Regions from separate parts of the Mus musculus genome. Here region 1 is linked to region 2. The links are chromatin loops, found by intact Hi-C in ENCODE. Cell type or tissue: left cerebral cortex. All regions are shown on one strand.

The links. Peaks named below come from ENCODE experiments on the same cell type or tissue, not always from the same donor. Only the 100,000 strongest peaks of a DNase experiment are listed, where the experiment ranks them.
Region 1: a loop joins it to region 2, with 10 times the contacts of the local background. A loop is called at or near these places in 10 of 42 quality-filtered maps.

The regions. Positions count from the first base shown.
Region 1 is chr1:161,972,857-161,980,856 of GRCm38, reverse strand. It overlaps 4930558K02Rik (RIKEN cDNA 4930558K02 gene), which reads left to right and starts at 1,221. Exons shown (of 7, transcript NM_001204904.1): 1 at 1,221-1,371. The coding sequence starts at 1,351. It overlaps Pigc (phosphatidylinositol glycan anchor biosynthesis, class C), which reads right to left. Exons shown (of 2, transcript NM_001039045.1): 2 at 7,422-8,000. In left cerebral cortex, a CTCF peak has its summit at 4,248 (motif pointing right); DNase peaks (open chromatin) are centred at 4,273 and 4,766.
Region 2 is chr1:162,309,481-162,317,480 of GRCm38, reverse strand. Dnm3 (dynamin 3) reads left to right here. Exons shown (of 21, transcript NM_001038619.2): 8 at 3,785-3,920; 9 at 6,022-6,089. Among named protein-coding and RNA genes, the nearest start is that of Gm39688, 67 kb to the left of the region's middle. In left cerebral cortex, a CTCF peak has its summit at 3,647 (motif pointing right); DNase peaks (open chromatin) are centred at 2,849, 3,452, 3,639 and 5,133; H3K27ac peaks cover 238 bases.

The DNA of each region.
Region 1 (8,000 bases), 340 kb after region 2:
GAACTTGGAGCTAGGCTGGTGGCCAACAAGGCTGGAGGCTCCTCCTCTCTCTGCTCTACACGGCACTGAAGTTCCACACAAGCATGTGACCATACTCGGCTCTTTACATGGGTGCTGAGATAGGACCTCATGTTCTCGTGTTCCTACAGCAAATACTGTTGGACACTGAACCATCTTTCCAGTCCCATGAATTTTACAGTATCCTTTACTAGATAAATCCTTACACCTGCAGGCACAATAAATAGTCCACGGTTAATTTATAACCCTTTGCAAAGCCAAGTGTTGCCAGTGCAAGCAAGCTTTTGCTTCTAACTTTCTTCAAGTCCTTGGTATTTTTTTCACTTTGTCCAAAATTGAAATGCACACTTACTTTTACCTGATATCTACGTAATTTGGACATTGGAATTGGAATTGGAATTGACCTAGTGAACGAGAAGAAAGTAAAATTCCAACTGTATCAAAATGAAATGGCCTGAGTCTCCTGAAGTGTGTTCTCTTATTTTATAGACAGAAGAAAAAAGCAGGGAGTCTGTGGTGGAAAGAGAAGAAGCTGGAATAAAAGCAAATGCTATGATGATACACTGGCCTGTGGTTACTGCATATGGTTTTCATTTCCTTCATAATATACTCTCCCTCAACCATCTCTAGCTTTCTGTCCTCACAGCTCCCTTCATCCTCCATGTGTGACAGAGGAGGAAAGGTATTACAGTCTTCAAGATCGACTATAATTCAGGATGGACAAAAGGACAGTCTTCAAGATCAACTATAACTCAGGATAGTCAAGAGGAGTCAGAGATTCTTTTAAAAACCACACTATTCCTTGCATAGTCATCTCATTATGTATTAGATGTTGCTGGGATTTATAATAGTATCTTAGTCAGCAGGAGCACCAGAGAAGCAATAGAATAAGAAGCAGCTTGCAAAATAACCAAATAAGCAGTTATCACATATTGTTATGATAAGAGAAAAGGTTTGGTCATCTTCCTAGGGAAAAAGTATTAATGATTCAAGTGCTGATGCAGCTAGCTGAGCTCTTGACCAGCATTAATCCATTTGTTCCAACCTTGACCTAATGTTCTAGAAGGTAGCAATTGTGACTTCGGACAAAGGAACAATGGGATGCATTCCAGCCAATCAAAACCCAAAGTTCTCATTCCTAATGCATGCTGCAAGATTCTAAGTCATTCAAGTGCCTGTTGGAGACAGGCATCCTGGTGTTGAAAGTATGGAGGGGTCTCCCACCTGCTTTGGTGCCTAACCAAGAGGTACTGTAGCAGTCTCCCCTTGACAGCACAAAGAGGTATCTGTGTTCTCCAGTTCCCAGCTCAAAAAACTGAGAACACCTGAGAGATGGAAAAAAGAGAGCTAAAGGTAGGAAAAATTAGAACTTCTAATAGCAATAGTTCTTCTGGAGTTTCACCACTAAATAAATGTATGTCAACCTCTGGAAACATATATGCAAACACAAAAAGGATTTCAGTCCAAGCTTGGGTGAACCCATTGCTCTGGGCCTGAGTTGAGGCAGGATAGCATTAAACTATGCTAAGGCTTGTTAATGTGTCTATACTGTTAATAGTATGTAGGTGTTTCATAAGATACACTTCCTCAGCTAACTCATTAATTCTTTATTCCAACTTTCATCTTCCAATGTGGAGGCCAGGAGGCAAAGAGAAGGAACAGGTAGCAGCATATGTCTTTCCATGGCATGTCCCACGATTCCCTCCCTCCTACTATTCATCGCCTTCTAATAAGGCCATCAATTATGAACCTATCAAGGATTAGCTCAAGGTCCAATTACTTCTTCAGATTCCAGCTGACATCCAGGCATGGGATCCCCACATGAGCCTGCAGGGACACTTCTTGTTCAAACCATAACAAAGACTAGGAGGAAAACACTGCTATGTGTGTACAGACTAGGACATTTTAATGAGTGTTATAGACCCCAAGGCTCACTCCTTCTTTTCATGGCCTGAAAATAATATTGTCCTTGCCAATATGTATCTTATAACTCAACAAATAAGGATGATAGAAATAAGGATGGATGCTTGCCCAACTATAAATCCAGTTTTTAGATGAACCACACAGGGAGTTAAGATTGCTAAAAAACAGAGGCTAGGAGAGATGCTGTGTAAACATGACCACCATACTTCCAGTCCTCACAACCCAGGTAAAAAAAAAAAAGGCCAGAATCCCAGCACGAAGGAACCAGCAACAGCAATACCTCTGGATCTTGCAGGCCAGCCAGGCCAGCCAACGAGTAATCTCTAGATCGGTGAGAACCCTGCTTTAAAAGAAGGTGAGAGCCAAAAAGTGGTGGTGGCACATACCTTTAATCCCAGTGCTCAGGAAGCAGAGGAGGAGAATCTCTGAGTTCCAGGCCAGCCTGGTCTACAGAAAACCAAAACCAAAAATAAAATAAAAATGTGTGAGAGAGAAAAAGACAGCCAACATTGAGCCTTGGCCTCATACACGTGCAGCACACACACACACAGATGACTGAAAAGCAAACCAATTCTGCACTCCCTGTATTTTAACTGGAGTCTCTGTGTGGGGAAACCACCATGAACTTAGACCATTGCCCCATGAAATGCACCCAGCACCGGAAGGGCACAACCAGCTGCCTTCACACCATCCAATACACCTGCTGTTCTCACAGATGCTGAAGCCTAACACTGGAAGCCTCTGTTATGTTTCAATATCATCAATACCTTAAGATCAAACAAAAGCTAAGGCAATCAACAGGTGGCCGGCTACTGTTGGGGTAAAACCCCGCGCTGCCACTTCCATACTGTTTTTAATCAGGTTTCAGGGTACTTTAGAACAGATGCAGTTTTCAGACTCCAATAGCAACTTCAATGAAACTCATGCCTGTCAGCCATGAACAAATGCAAGGAAGTCATCATTGAGCCTTTGAAATGTGAAAGACAGACACCAAGAAGACGCCGAGGAGGGTCTGCCCCCGCACGTTTTTTTAAAAGTACCATTTTGAACTGCTGTACACTGCTGAAAGCTAATCTTTCAGGCTCTCGGGCTCAGTATTTTCTCCTGCCTGAACACCGTAGAAAGCAAGAGAGAGCAAGTTCGAGCCAAGAGACAGTTTCTTCGGTCTGCCTTTTTTTTTTTTTTTTTCTCTTTTAAACATAAAAAGAGTATTTTCAGCTATGTACACAAAGGCTGCCTGAAGCCTCAAGGATCTGTTTATTTGGTAATTTTAAAAAGAGTGGGAGGCCCACAGAGTTCTCACTCACCAGTCCAAATGTAACTTGGGCCCAGCACGAGGCCACAGGCCATCCCAGGGTGGCGAGCAGTTAGCCAGCAAGCTTGGGAAAGCAGAAACAGCTTTTAAGTGGCCCCAAGAGACTATGTCTTTTTCAGCACTGGGGAAATCAGGACTAGTATGGACAAAGAAAACCTCGGGGCAGAAAACCCCAGGCTGCTCCTGGATGCTCCGTGAAGCAAGGTGCCCACTGCTTTTCTAAGGCCCATCCTTTCTTACCTCTCCATGGGGAGGGAGGGGGGGAGAGGTTGGGAGTTGGGGGAGAAAGAGCCGAGCCAGGCCTGGGAAGGGCGCTGTGCACATGCTAGGCAGTTGGGAAACCGCTGCTTCGTGGCTTTAACTTTCGGCAATCCTCGGTTCACACACAAATACACGTGGGAGGAAAGAGGCGCTCTCATTTGATTGGTAACTGCTGCCGTTTCCCAAAGGAAACCAACATTGATGACACCTGAGATTTGAGGACCGAAAAAGAAGCCAAAAACCCTGGCCCGGCCTAAACATATCCCAGCAGACCTTCTTCTGCGGGTTCCAATGTGCCACTCCCTGCCCGCCCAGCTTGCCTACGCCCTCCCTATGGTAGAAGGAATGTGTTTCCCAGTCAGTCTTTAGCCCTTGAAGCAACTCAGCTGTCAGAAAGGCAGAGCGTTGGCCGAACCTGTCAACCCTGCCACAGAAAATTGCCTGCCTCCATTCTGCTCCTCTGTCTACTAAACTGTAAGCTGGAAACAACCTCCCTGACAGGGCTGCTATGAGAATAAAATAATGTATACTCCTGCTGATGCAAGCATCATGACTGGAACACACAACACACCGTGTGCCTCTAAGATGTGGATATTGTTCTCAATCAAGCCCCCGTTTACTATTTGCTTCCTGCATTTACGGAGACCTCAGATGTACTTGATTCACAAGTCAGGAAGCATTTCAACCCACAAATACTATTGCAAAAAGGAATAACTGTAACTTCCACAAGAGGGCACTGTGCCCCAAGCCTACTTGAAGGATTTGAAATACTCATAACTGTGTGACTGATGCCCTCTGCTGACCTGTTTACTTTTCTTGTCCTTGGGCCTTTCTTTGGCTTGGAAGGTGTAAATGATGTCTTCATGTGCGTCCTCACGCACTCTCAGCGTGGACTTTGAAACCCAGAGCTGCCCAAAAGCTTTCTGAGAAGTCCACAGTACTTACGGACTCATCCAAAGCAGCAGACACAAGCACACTTTCTGCAGGGAGTCCTCATGCCGCTACAGACACACCTGTGTCTAGCTCTCTGCTTGGGGTAACAGCCCAGGATTAGCAGTCTTTTGTCATCCCTGCAGCCCTGCCCCTCCCTGATCCTCTCCACCCAAACGCCAAAGCTGACACCTTAGTTTTTCATGGCTGGAAGGAAAAAAAAAAAAAAAATTCCCTATGATGATCAGGCTGAAGGAGGAACAACTTCCCCTGAACTCGGTTTCAGAGGGTGCAGCCGGAGGCTGGTTGGCTCTTTGGGGTGAAGCAGTGCGCCATGGCAGGGAGCCCATGGAGAAACAACACTGCTCATTTCAAGTCGCTGGGAAACAAAGAGCAGCAGGCCCAGGCCTTCAAAGGCAGACTCTCAGAGACTCCACTTCCTTCCACACCTTTAGTTCCCCAAAGGTTCTAGCACTGCCCTAAAAGATCAGGCATGTGAGTCTTTGACTGACAGGTAAGATCCAAACTATACCAGCTACCAACTCTATCTGGGCAAATAGACAAAACTGCTTCCTCCTCCTCCTCCTCCTCTTCCTCCTCCTCCTCCTCCTCTTCCTCCTCCTCCTCTCTTCCCTCCCTCCTTCTCCTCCCCTCCCTCCCCTTTTTCCTCCTCTCCTCCCTCCTCCCTCTTCTTCCTCCTCCTCCCCTTCCTCCTCCCCTCCCTTCTCTTCCTCCTCCCCCTCCTCCCTCCTCCCCTCTCCTCCCTCCTACCTCTTCTTCCTCCTCCCCTCCCTCCTCCCTCCCTCCTCTTCTCCCTCCTCCTCCCCTCCTCCTCCTCTTCCTCCTATCTTTGCTCTCACACCACCCCTCTCCAACCTTCCCTTTAATGTAGAACAAATGACAAGCAGAGCTCAAGGAGAGAAGCAAAATAGCAGAAGGGCAGTGGCTTTTTATGTAAACAAATATTTGACAGGTTGAGACATAATTAACAATACTATTGAACTTTTTTCCCCTGGTGTTTCCTCCCGAAAACAATATTTACTTTAGAAATCTGAGTTGTTAATATACTGCCCACACCATTTCTGTGTGCTCTAAAGTTGAGACTGGCTAGAGAACTGAATTGAAGTGACAAACAGTGGTCTCAGCAACTGCTGGAGCACGTCAGATGAATCTTTTCCTCTTTGTGAATTCTGACCAGTCACAAGCCAATGAGGCATAGGCGAGTCTTATCATCCAAGTAGCAACTTAGGTAAGGGCTCAGAATTTCTCAGTATTGAAAAATAAAATGTGACTTTTGGTTTCATTCTCCCTACACATTTTTAGAATCCATTTACATTGCTGGCCTATTAGATTTTTTTTCCCCGGAAAAAATGCAAAAATTCCAGGAAAATTATATTTTCATATGGTCCAGACTTAGCCTGGTGCTGCTTCGGCATTTTGTCTTCTGTAAGACATAATCTAACGAACACGTGGACAGTTGCTTTTACCCTCTGACTTTTTTTTTCAGAGTTTGAGAAAGGTTTGCTAATTCCCCTACTAGTGAACTCTATAGTAATGTAGACCTTTAGTAATATATAGGCCATGGTCACATGTCCTGAATGTTCCTTCTGGACTGAGTTCCAGTGTCTACTCCAATTTTTAGAAGGCTGCTTCCTGTCCCTTTGATTTCTATCATTTGGGTTATTCAATTTGTCATTCTGTCACCTATTTTTAATTCCTCTATTGCCTAGTTGTGAGGCAACTAAACTGAAAAAAAAAAACCACAACCAAACAAAAAATAATAGCAAATACAACACCCTGCTCTCTTCTGCTTAGACTTTCGAGGCAGCAGGCTCTGAGCAGTGTGTGGGGCTCACCCTCTGCACAAATGTAAACCTACCCCATTAGGATTATCTGTTCCACTCCCTGCACGCATTAGTTAATTCATGTGGAGTTAATAAACACACAAGTCCACTCATGCTAGAATAACTGCAGCTTTCCTGTTTTCCTACTTCCTCTTCTTTTCTCTACATCAGTGGTCCTCGGCCCTCCTGACGCTGCCACTCTTTAATACACTTCCTCCTCTGTTTGTGGTGAGCCCCCAACCATAAATTTGTGTGCCGCTACTTCATAACTGTAACCTTTGCTACTGTTTGTGAATGGGAATGTAAATATCTGATATGCAGCATTCCTGATGTGTGACCCCTGTGAAAAGGTCATTCGGCACCGAAGGGGTCATGGCCTACAGGTTGAGAACCGCTGCTCTACATGGGGTTAGCAAATTCCCTGGAAATCACTATCAAACCCGTTTGTTCCCCTGCCTACTGCCAGACTCTCCATCCAGACCCTCACTTTTCTCCAGAATTGCCACAGGCACTCTCCATGCTCAGCCTCAAAACTGCTGCCAGTCTTTAGACTTCACTTGTATATAAGGCTCTGTAATACTAACATACAGTGGCTTAGCTTATCTCTTTAAAGTCCCTGAGATTGCCATTAAGGGCAGGATCCTGTACTACAAAGCACTCAGCTCTCTGAGACCTATAATCCCCTTACCCCAAGCTTCTGTTCATCACCAGGATGCTTTAGGTCCCTGTGGACCGAACAATGGATCCACTCTGGATCCTGCTTGTGGTACTTTCTCTCCTTCAGCCCCCTTAGTATCCAAACACACTGCTGTATCTTCCCCCTCAAACTCAAGAGCATCTTACAACTCCCCATCCCCCACCACTTCCACACTGACCTTCTAGAACCACAAATACGATTGAGTACTGGGTGACTCCAGACAAAAGTGATAGAAAAGAGCTGGAGATGACAGCAGTCATAGTCATTTGCCCCACAACTCTTACGAGTGGCTCAACCTTTTGGAAAATTCTGCTCACTGGCAATGAGTTTCCTAAAGTCGACAACTGGAAACCCATTCAGATAAGGCAATGTATTAAACCGTGAAAAAATAAAAACAAACCCCACAGCTTTTCTTTTCTTTTTTTTTTTTTTTACAATACCTTTTTACATCCAACTGCCATCCGTTGATGTGAACGATGAATAATTCGTGCCAATTTGGAGACACAATGTGTACAATCCATCACAGGCAATGCCTGGATGCTTTGGGCTCCATGGGGCAGTTCTTTGTCTTTTCCCCCCCAAACCAAGTGCCCGTGGGTTTGAGAAAGCAGGGTAAGTGATCTTGGGGGACAATAACCCACTTTTTTTTTAATCATGAAACAATCTTCATCAATAACAGTAAACATAAAAAAATGGCATTAGTTGAAATTCCTCGTCAAGATTTTTATGAGAAACCAGAAAAATAAAAAGGATTACTTCACAGTATAGTAATATGCTATACTACTACCCGCTTGTTAGTTCTAATTTGAGACTACTTACAACAAGCAGAGGGCAAGTACCACTTGCACAGATGGAAGCAGCCACTGGAGAAAGTACCTCATTCATTTTGTGCCTTTGCCCTCTTCAAATTTAACCTACATTCCAACTGTTATGACACCTCCAATGTCCCTTATCCAATACCAAAAACATTTTTAATTTTTTCCCTCAGATTTTGAAATTTTTACATAGAGAT
Region 2 (8,000 bases):
TATGTAGGTACTAGGGGTCTGAACTCAGCTCCTCTTACTTGTGTGGAAACATTTTAAGCAACTAAACCATTTCCCTGGTTGACCTTGTGGCACTTTATTTCTTATACCCCCAAGCAAAATTTAATTCCTTTATTTTTTCATTCAACCACTTTGTGGTAAGTAAGATTCTTTTCTTCCTGTGTCTTCACTGTGTGTGTGCCTGCAAGCTTCATGGCTGGCAGTGAGGGAGACAAGAATTCAACTCGGTCCACTCTGATTTATTTAGTGGTATTGGGCCAAATTTCTGGAGTGTGACACTGGTTTATTTTAGTCATATTTAAGCACAGCACAAATTTGGAAAAAAATTTCCTCATGACAATGAGCTGAGTCCCACATGCTTAAGACATGTTTGTATGGAAACTCTTTTCATATTCATATATATATGTATATATATATATATATGACTATACACACACACACATATATATACATACACACACATATATATACACACACACACACACACACATATAAATATATATATATGGCCTTTTCCATAAAGACAATTTCTGTTGAGTCAGGAACACTGCTCAAGATAAGGATGAGGGTCTGGGGAGAATGACTGAGGTAAACAGAATGCCAGTGGGAGTCAGGATTAGCCTGGCCCTAAGATAACAGAAGTTATGCAGGCTATAGAGTTGTTGGGAACTATAAGTGACATCTCTCATAAGGATAGCTTTTATGAACTGAGAAGAAATGCTCAAGATTTAGGGGTGGTGGGAAGTCTGGGATGAACAGACATAATATTTGGGTGAAGCCTGGCCCTACAGATAGCAAAAGATCACCAGGCCATAAACTAAATCCCTTCCCAGAATTCTGTGTGGAATGGCAAGCATCTCCTTCCTTTGAAGAGACAAGCCTTCATGTTTAACTTTCCTGGCTTTTCCAGTCCTTATCTGTGTGCACAAGGCCCTCTGATCCACTACTCTTGCCAGTAGTTTCTTCCTTATATTTGTCTTATTTCTTCCCTACTTGGCGAGATTTGGATTCCTGTTCTAGGAACTTTTTCCCACTGTAGTCCAGCTTTCGCCTGGTGATAACAACCTCCTGGGATGAGCACCTGCGTGGACAGTGATGCCATTAGCACTTTTCTGCTGTACCCATTCAGTGCAATGTGACATCTTTCTTTTTGTAAACCTGGGCTACTTAGTCAACCTGATGACTTCTGTAGTGTCCTCCTACAACGTGAAGTTCATTGTCTATTCAGATGGGCGTAGACCTAGCAGTACCCTACTGTTACTGCTCTTTGGAAAGAGTGGGGAATATAATCTTCCTTCAAATGTGCAAGGATGCATCGAAGTACGTTCATGGTTCTTGCTTTGGTCAGAAGTCACAACAGTACTGAACTGGTGGTTTTTCAGTTTTTTTTTAAAAGAGATTTCCAAATATTCAGAAAGTTTCAGTGGCATCTTAGTTGTATCATGTTGTCTTTCACTTAAAATAATACCATGGCAAAGATGATTTTTTTTTAAAGAGTAGAATGATTTCCAAGTTTGTTTGTTTCTCCTAGCCTTTGGTTAAACTCATAAAAATTCTTCAAGTTATATAGAAAAGAAATGTATTTATATTGAGGTCATACATCAGTATCTCTAACTATCTGAAACTAGGATGCTAGGATGGTCCTTGCCTCTGTCATGTCATGGGTCTTGACTGTAGAATATTCAATCAGATCATTGACTAGCCTGTTGGTTCATCTTCTTTTTGCGTGGGCTCCTGTCTTTCCTGATACATTTCCTCATTCCCCTTTCCTGCCATCCTTTCATGCACCGTACTCAGACTCTGGCTATGCATTACTCACCATGAAGCCAACAATGAAAGTGACACTTTGCACTTAAGGATAAGATCATCAAGACAAGCATATAAATGATGAATTGTGTTAGACGCTGATAAATGCTGTTTATCATAAGTAGAGAATGTTGGAGCCCAGAGGAGGAGTCAGGTGCATATGAAGAGAGGTATCAATTCCCAGATGGAGGTAATGCTCAAGACCCTGAAGTACAAGGGGTGTGTGTTAGGTTTAAGGAGGATGGGAAGAGAATAGAGTGGACTCAGGGAAGGCTTATTCCAATACCACTAAGTGGGAGGTGGATGGGAAAGAATTGACAGAGATGAAGTTTGTAAAAATTTCTAGTGTTTTAATGCATATACCACCACTTTTCAGGTACTTGACAAAAACCATTAAAAACAGCAGACACGAGCATGGCTAAATAATTTGTAATTACTGTAACCCACTGTATCCAATCAAATTTTGGCAGTAAAAATATACAGGTTTCAGAAGATCTGAAAATATTTTTCGCTTCGATTTTGAATTTGAAAGTAGTATTTCTAGGATGTCAGAATTAGAATTGCTTAAACCAAGTAATCATCACAAACAGGAATACATTTTTTATTCTCTTTTATTTTCACCAGATGGTTTCAGATAGTTAATTGATTCACAGGACAAATATTTATTAAGCATTTCTTATATGTTGCCCATATGGTGCATGCCCTTGCCTTCCAGGAAGCTGCTGGCATCGAAGCAAGCAGTGGTGATGTGGTCTGATAAATATTTTGTTAGAAAGAGGCTGAAGGAGCAGAAGATCCCTTCATCTGGGCAGTGGTAGATGCTGGTGGGGGCTGAGGACCACCGAGCATCATGGGTTTCTCAGAAGAATTAGTACTGGAGCTGGTTCTTGAGAACAGAAGGAGATTAGCCAGGCAAGGAGTGGAGTCAATGGTGCTGTAAATCCTCAAAGCACGTACACAAATACAGAGACATGGTACGTGTGGGGACTGGGCAGTAGATTCTTTGTGTTTGGATCAGATGGTGCATGTTGCTGAGCAAGAGATCAGCCTCAAGAACAGCCAAGGTCACAGCACAAAGAATCCTACATAATGGGTTAACTCAAACTGCGGGAAAGCACCGAAAAGCAAACCAGCCAGGTTTGTGTGGCTGTGACGGTGTAGGGTCTGACCTGGGCAGAATCCTAGGATCAGGATGGAAACCTACAGGTACCTTGGTAATCCAAGAAGGGGTTGCCAATGGCTGTGCCAAGATAGGGGAATCAACAGACTCCAGACCCAGAAGGAAAGCAGTTTAAGCAGTTCACGTTTTAGGTGTTTTGATCTGAGACAGCTAAAAGAAAATATATGTCCTGCACGTGATTGAATATGCAGGCCAGGATCTCCTATGAATTGTGGCATCTGAAGGTGGGGGAGACTGTGTCTTGATGACTTTCAAAGCTCTGGCCACCCTCAGAGCACACAGTTGTAGGATGAGGAGGACAGACTGAGGGAGAAAAGGCGTCTGCCCTGTGTGTGTGTGGGGGGGGGATGGTTGGGTGAGTAGATGTGTGTGTAGGTGTGCAGCTGTGCTTGTGTGTGGGTTTTTCAGTGGCAGTAGCTGGGAGTGGGCAGGCGTGACATCACCAGAGTGGAGGCTCACTTGACTATTCTACTTAAGATTTATTACATAACTTTTAAAATCCAAGTGTTCCTTAAATACCATTTCAGGTTATAACCACAAATGGATACCACCCATTTAAAGAGAACGATATTTAAAATATTTACTCTAGTTAAAATGTGTAAAATAAATCTCCTGTTCCTTGTCACAGCTGAATGATGTGCAGTGCCAACTCAACCAGTAGGTGTCACTAAGAACACCAGGAAAGGAGTCTAAGCTACACCCTTAGTAAAATCAGGGACAGGAGAGCCCTGTGATGTTAACTAATTTTAACCCGGGTTTATCTCTCTCTCTCAATTCTAGGATGGTCCAACAGTTTGCTGTGGACTTTGAGAAGAGAATCGAAGGGTCAGGAGATCAAGTAGACACCTTAGAGCTCTCTGGCGGTGCTAAGATCAACCGCATTTTCCACGAACGCTTTCCTTTTGAGATAGTGAAGGTTTGTAACTAATGTTCTTTTCTCCCTTTGTCCCACCGCATTCCCTGATCTCCCTTGCAGCTCTCTCGCTGTACTGTGATCTATCACAGGACCAACAGAGTCCTTGGAATCGAATCCTTTGTCCTTGAAATATTCTTTCTGATTTCAGTGAGTTCATAGAGAATACTTCAAGAAACAATACTTCAGTTTTCCATGATATCTATCCATTGTCTAATTTAAAATATTTCTGAGACTCCCCTATGGACCAAAGTCTCAGTGACCAAGAAAGAAAGGGGTTGAATTTATCTAGTAAGGACAATGAAAAAAGTAGATAACATAAGAAAAATTCAAGTGTTATTATGGTGACATGATACAGATTTCTTTCCATGGGATATTTAGATAGGCTCCCTCTGGGTGACGAAGGGCATTATTATCCATGACCAGCCTGGCACAAAGACATCAGTGTTATGAAAAGTCCTGGGAAGAGGCTCGCTTAGGGATGAAGCTGTGCATCCAGGACTTTCCTGGCTGCAGTTGTTCACCATTTACAATGGAAAGCAACAGGAGGACTTTACACAGGGGTTTGTTATCTAGTTGGGCTGATCATCTCCAAAGAGAACTGTGCCTGCTGGATCACCAAGGGGCAAGCAGTAGATGTGGTAAAGAAGGGGAGGGGCCCAACCAGAGATGGATGGACCACATTTTCTGCCTGAAGCTTCTGCAATCGCAGGAGTCCCTTAGAGACAAAGAAAGCAAAATTACAAACACATGGTTGGGCACATGGTCTTGGAAGGGATCTTGTGCAAGGAGGAAGCTCTGAAATGTACATTCTCAGTCAAAATGATGTAAGGAGAAAGAATGGAGGGAAACGGAGGACTGTGGGAGTTTAGGGGTAAAGTTGACAGGCTGGGATTGATTCAAGAGACAGAAACCAGAGGTTGAAAATCCCTCCCCAAGGTTTGTCTTTTGCCATTGAGTGAATGATGGTGCCCATCAGATGGGGAAACTGATGGAAAGTATCAGTGGGTAGGAAGGATCGAGAGCTGTTTGCGTTTGGTGGGGGTGGGGGGGTTGCTCAGTACAGCAGCTGAGTAGCTTAGGGACTGTGCCACTTTTTCAATATGAGGAGGCGAATGTTTATGTATTGGTGTGGGAAGAAGGTGGATAAATAGATCATTTTATTAAAATGTGCTAAGCAAAGTGACAAACTTTAGCATAGGGCGCCATGGAAACACTGCCCACAGACATGAATCCCAGCCCAAGGATGCGAGGGAGCCAGCCGTCTGAGCTGAGTTTGGAAGGATAGTCAGATAAGCAGGAAGAGGTGGGAAAGGGAGCACAAATGTTGACCACACAAAGGAAGGGATGACAAAGACTCTGAACCCTGAAGCCACAGGATACGATAGAAGCTTAGGGCAAGCTGTTACTCTGAGATGCAGAGAGCATAAAGGAGGAAATGGACAGCGAGCGAGGCTGGAACGGCTGCATCCCTGTCAAACTGAATCCGGTGCTCTTTGGATGTGCCTTTCGGGACTAAGTTCTATGGCACTTTGATCCTACTTCCAAGTAGATTTGTAGTGCCTAGGACGTCTGGGAAATATTTATATAGCAATGCATCCTGTGTTGGCTTCATAAGGTATTATTAATTTCCTCTTATAAAGAGGTCTTATGGTCAGGTGCTTAAAATGGTCAGAAAGAAAAGACAGCTGTGTTGTGGCCACCCATCAGAAAATACTCTCATTTATGCATTCTCCTGTGGCCTCCACTTTAGTACATTCAGCAAAAAATAATTCTGTGTTTCAAATGAGTGGCTGGGTTTATGTCCAGGAGATATTCCTTATGCACAGCACTCCCCATATGTAACAGAGTTAACACACACACACACACACACACACACACACACACACACACACACTGATCCTCTGGAACTTCCAGAAATCCCCAGTGTTCCATGTGGCCTTGAACTCCATATAAACAGATGTTTTGACCATCTGGGTTTAGTTTACAAAGGACATGAGTATCCATTTATTAATAACAGTAAGGTTATCCTCATTCTATACCATTCAATAATATTATCGAAAAGAATTAAGTGTCATAACCGTAGCTTGCTTTGCATCTGCAGATGGAGTTCAATGAGAAAGAACTGAGAAGAGAAATAAGCTACGCAATCAAAAACATACATGGGATCAGGCAAGTGACCCACATTTTTTCCTGTCTTCAAGCTACCCAAAGAAAATGAGCATTTCAAATGGCTAGCAAAGTAGTATTTCATCATCAAAAGAAAGGAGAGAGTGAGAAGTCAGAAAAAGAAAATCTTGGCTTTTAGCTTAGTGCTAATTTTCTATATTGCTAGAGAGATTTTAGTAAAGATGATGATAATAATAATAATGAAAACCTTTCTGTACTGTTTCCAATAAGAACTGAGCATCCTACTTATCTTTGAGTAGGTGAACAAGTCTCTGTTTGTTCTGTACCTGGGGGGTGGGTCTTGCTTATTTAAGATGCTCATAAGCAATGGAGAACTGGCAGAATAATTTGGGGTTGTGGAGAGAAATTGGGAAAGAGTAAGAAGGGTGATTATTTTTCAATGGAACCATTCCTATGAAATAAATAATTTCAATCACAGTGTGTTATATGCCTATATTTGTGTTTGTGTGAGATAGAGTGTGTGTGAGTATGTGTGTATGTGAGTGTGTGAATGTGTGGGTGGGTGAGAGTGTGTGTGAATGTGTGTGTGAGTGAGTGTGTGTATAAGTGTGTGAGTATGTGTGTGAGTGTGTGTGTGTGTATGTGAATATGTGTGAGTGTGTGTGTGTGTGAGTGAGTGTGTATGAGTGTGTGTGTGTATGTGTGAATGTGCATGTGTTTGTGTGAGTGTGTGTGTATGTGTGTGTGTGTGTGTAAGCATACAAGCACATAGGTACATGCATATGAAGAACTTGTGCAGTGGGCCTGAAGGGTAGAAGACAATAATGCAGCGTTGAGGAAGGAAGAGTAGCAGGAGTGAAGCAGAGGATGGCTAGGTGCAGAGAGATGGTCTTAGGGGAGCTGGGGTTTTTCATTTGGCCGTTGCAGGCAGTGTGGTCAGGAGACTGGAGTGACGGGGCAAGAATATGGCCTGGAGTGAGCTAGAAACGGAATTTCCCATCATCAAGAGTAGCGTTGTTCTCTTACTTTGTATTTTAGTATTTTTAGGCTTTAGATAACAAATCTGCACAGACAGTGTAGCTTATCAGCAACGAAATCTGTCTCTCATGGTTCTGGAGGATAAAATCACAAGAGCTCTCCAGCTTGACCTGGCCGGGTGAGGGACGTCTTCCAGTTTGTATACCATTCAACTCTCACAGTGTCTGTACGTGGTCGAAGGAGGACAGGCAAACTCTCTCATCTCTTCCCATGAGACCTGAATCTCGTTCCTGAAAGTCTCACCCTTACAATCTAGTTTCTTGCCAAAGGCCCTACATCATAATGTTGTGACATCAAGTATGCTGGATTTTAACACACAGATCTCAGGGGAAACATGCATCCTCAGCCTATAGTGATATGGTCTAGAATTATGATATACATTTTTAATACACATTTCTTGAGCCCATGTAGAGTAAGCTAATCCCACATAGGTTGCTGGTTCATGGTTCATAGGTTACCTTAAGCGAAGGAGGGGTCCTCCTGTTGGAGGCCTGTTGTGGTTCAGCTTCTGACACAGGGCCAAGATGAGATATTGAGAAGACAGTCTAAGAAGGACCTCTCCCCCATCCCTGCCTGCTCCCCATGCCAGGATGATAGGCACACACCAGCACACCTAACTTCTTAGGCACTGGGATTGAGTTGAGACCTGATTGTTGGATGGCAAGTACTTAACAATGGAACCCCACAGCTGCAGTTCCCATTGTTTATAAAACACACATAACTTCTTCTATCCTTTTATTTGCTTCCCTGATTTCCTGTTTCACATGAGAAAAGCATACAATGACATCAGATTTGAATTAATTCCAGATTAAAAAGAAGATTTTTGTTATTTTTGTTATTTGTTGATTTTATAAATCCATCATTTAGGCATTGTGTGTCACCTAAGTTATTGATGACTCCCCTTCAGTCACACCC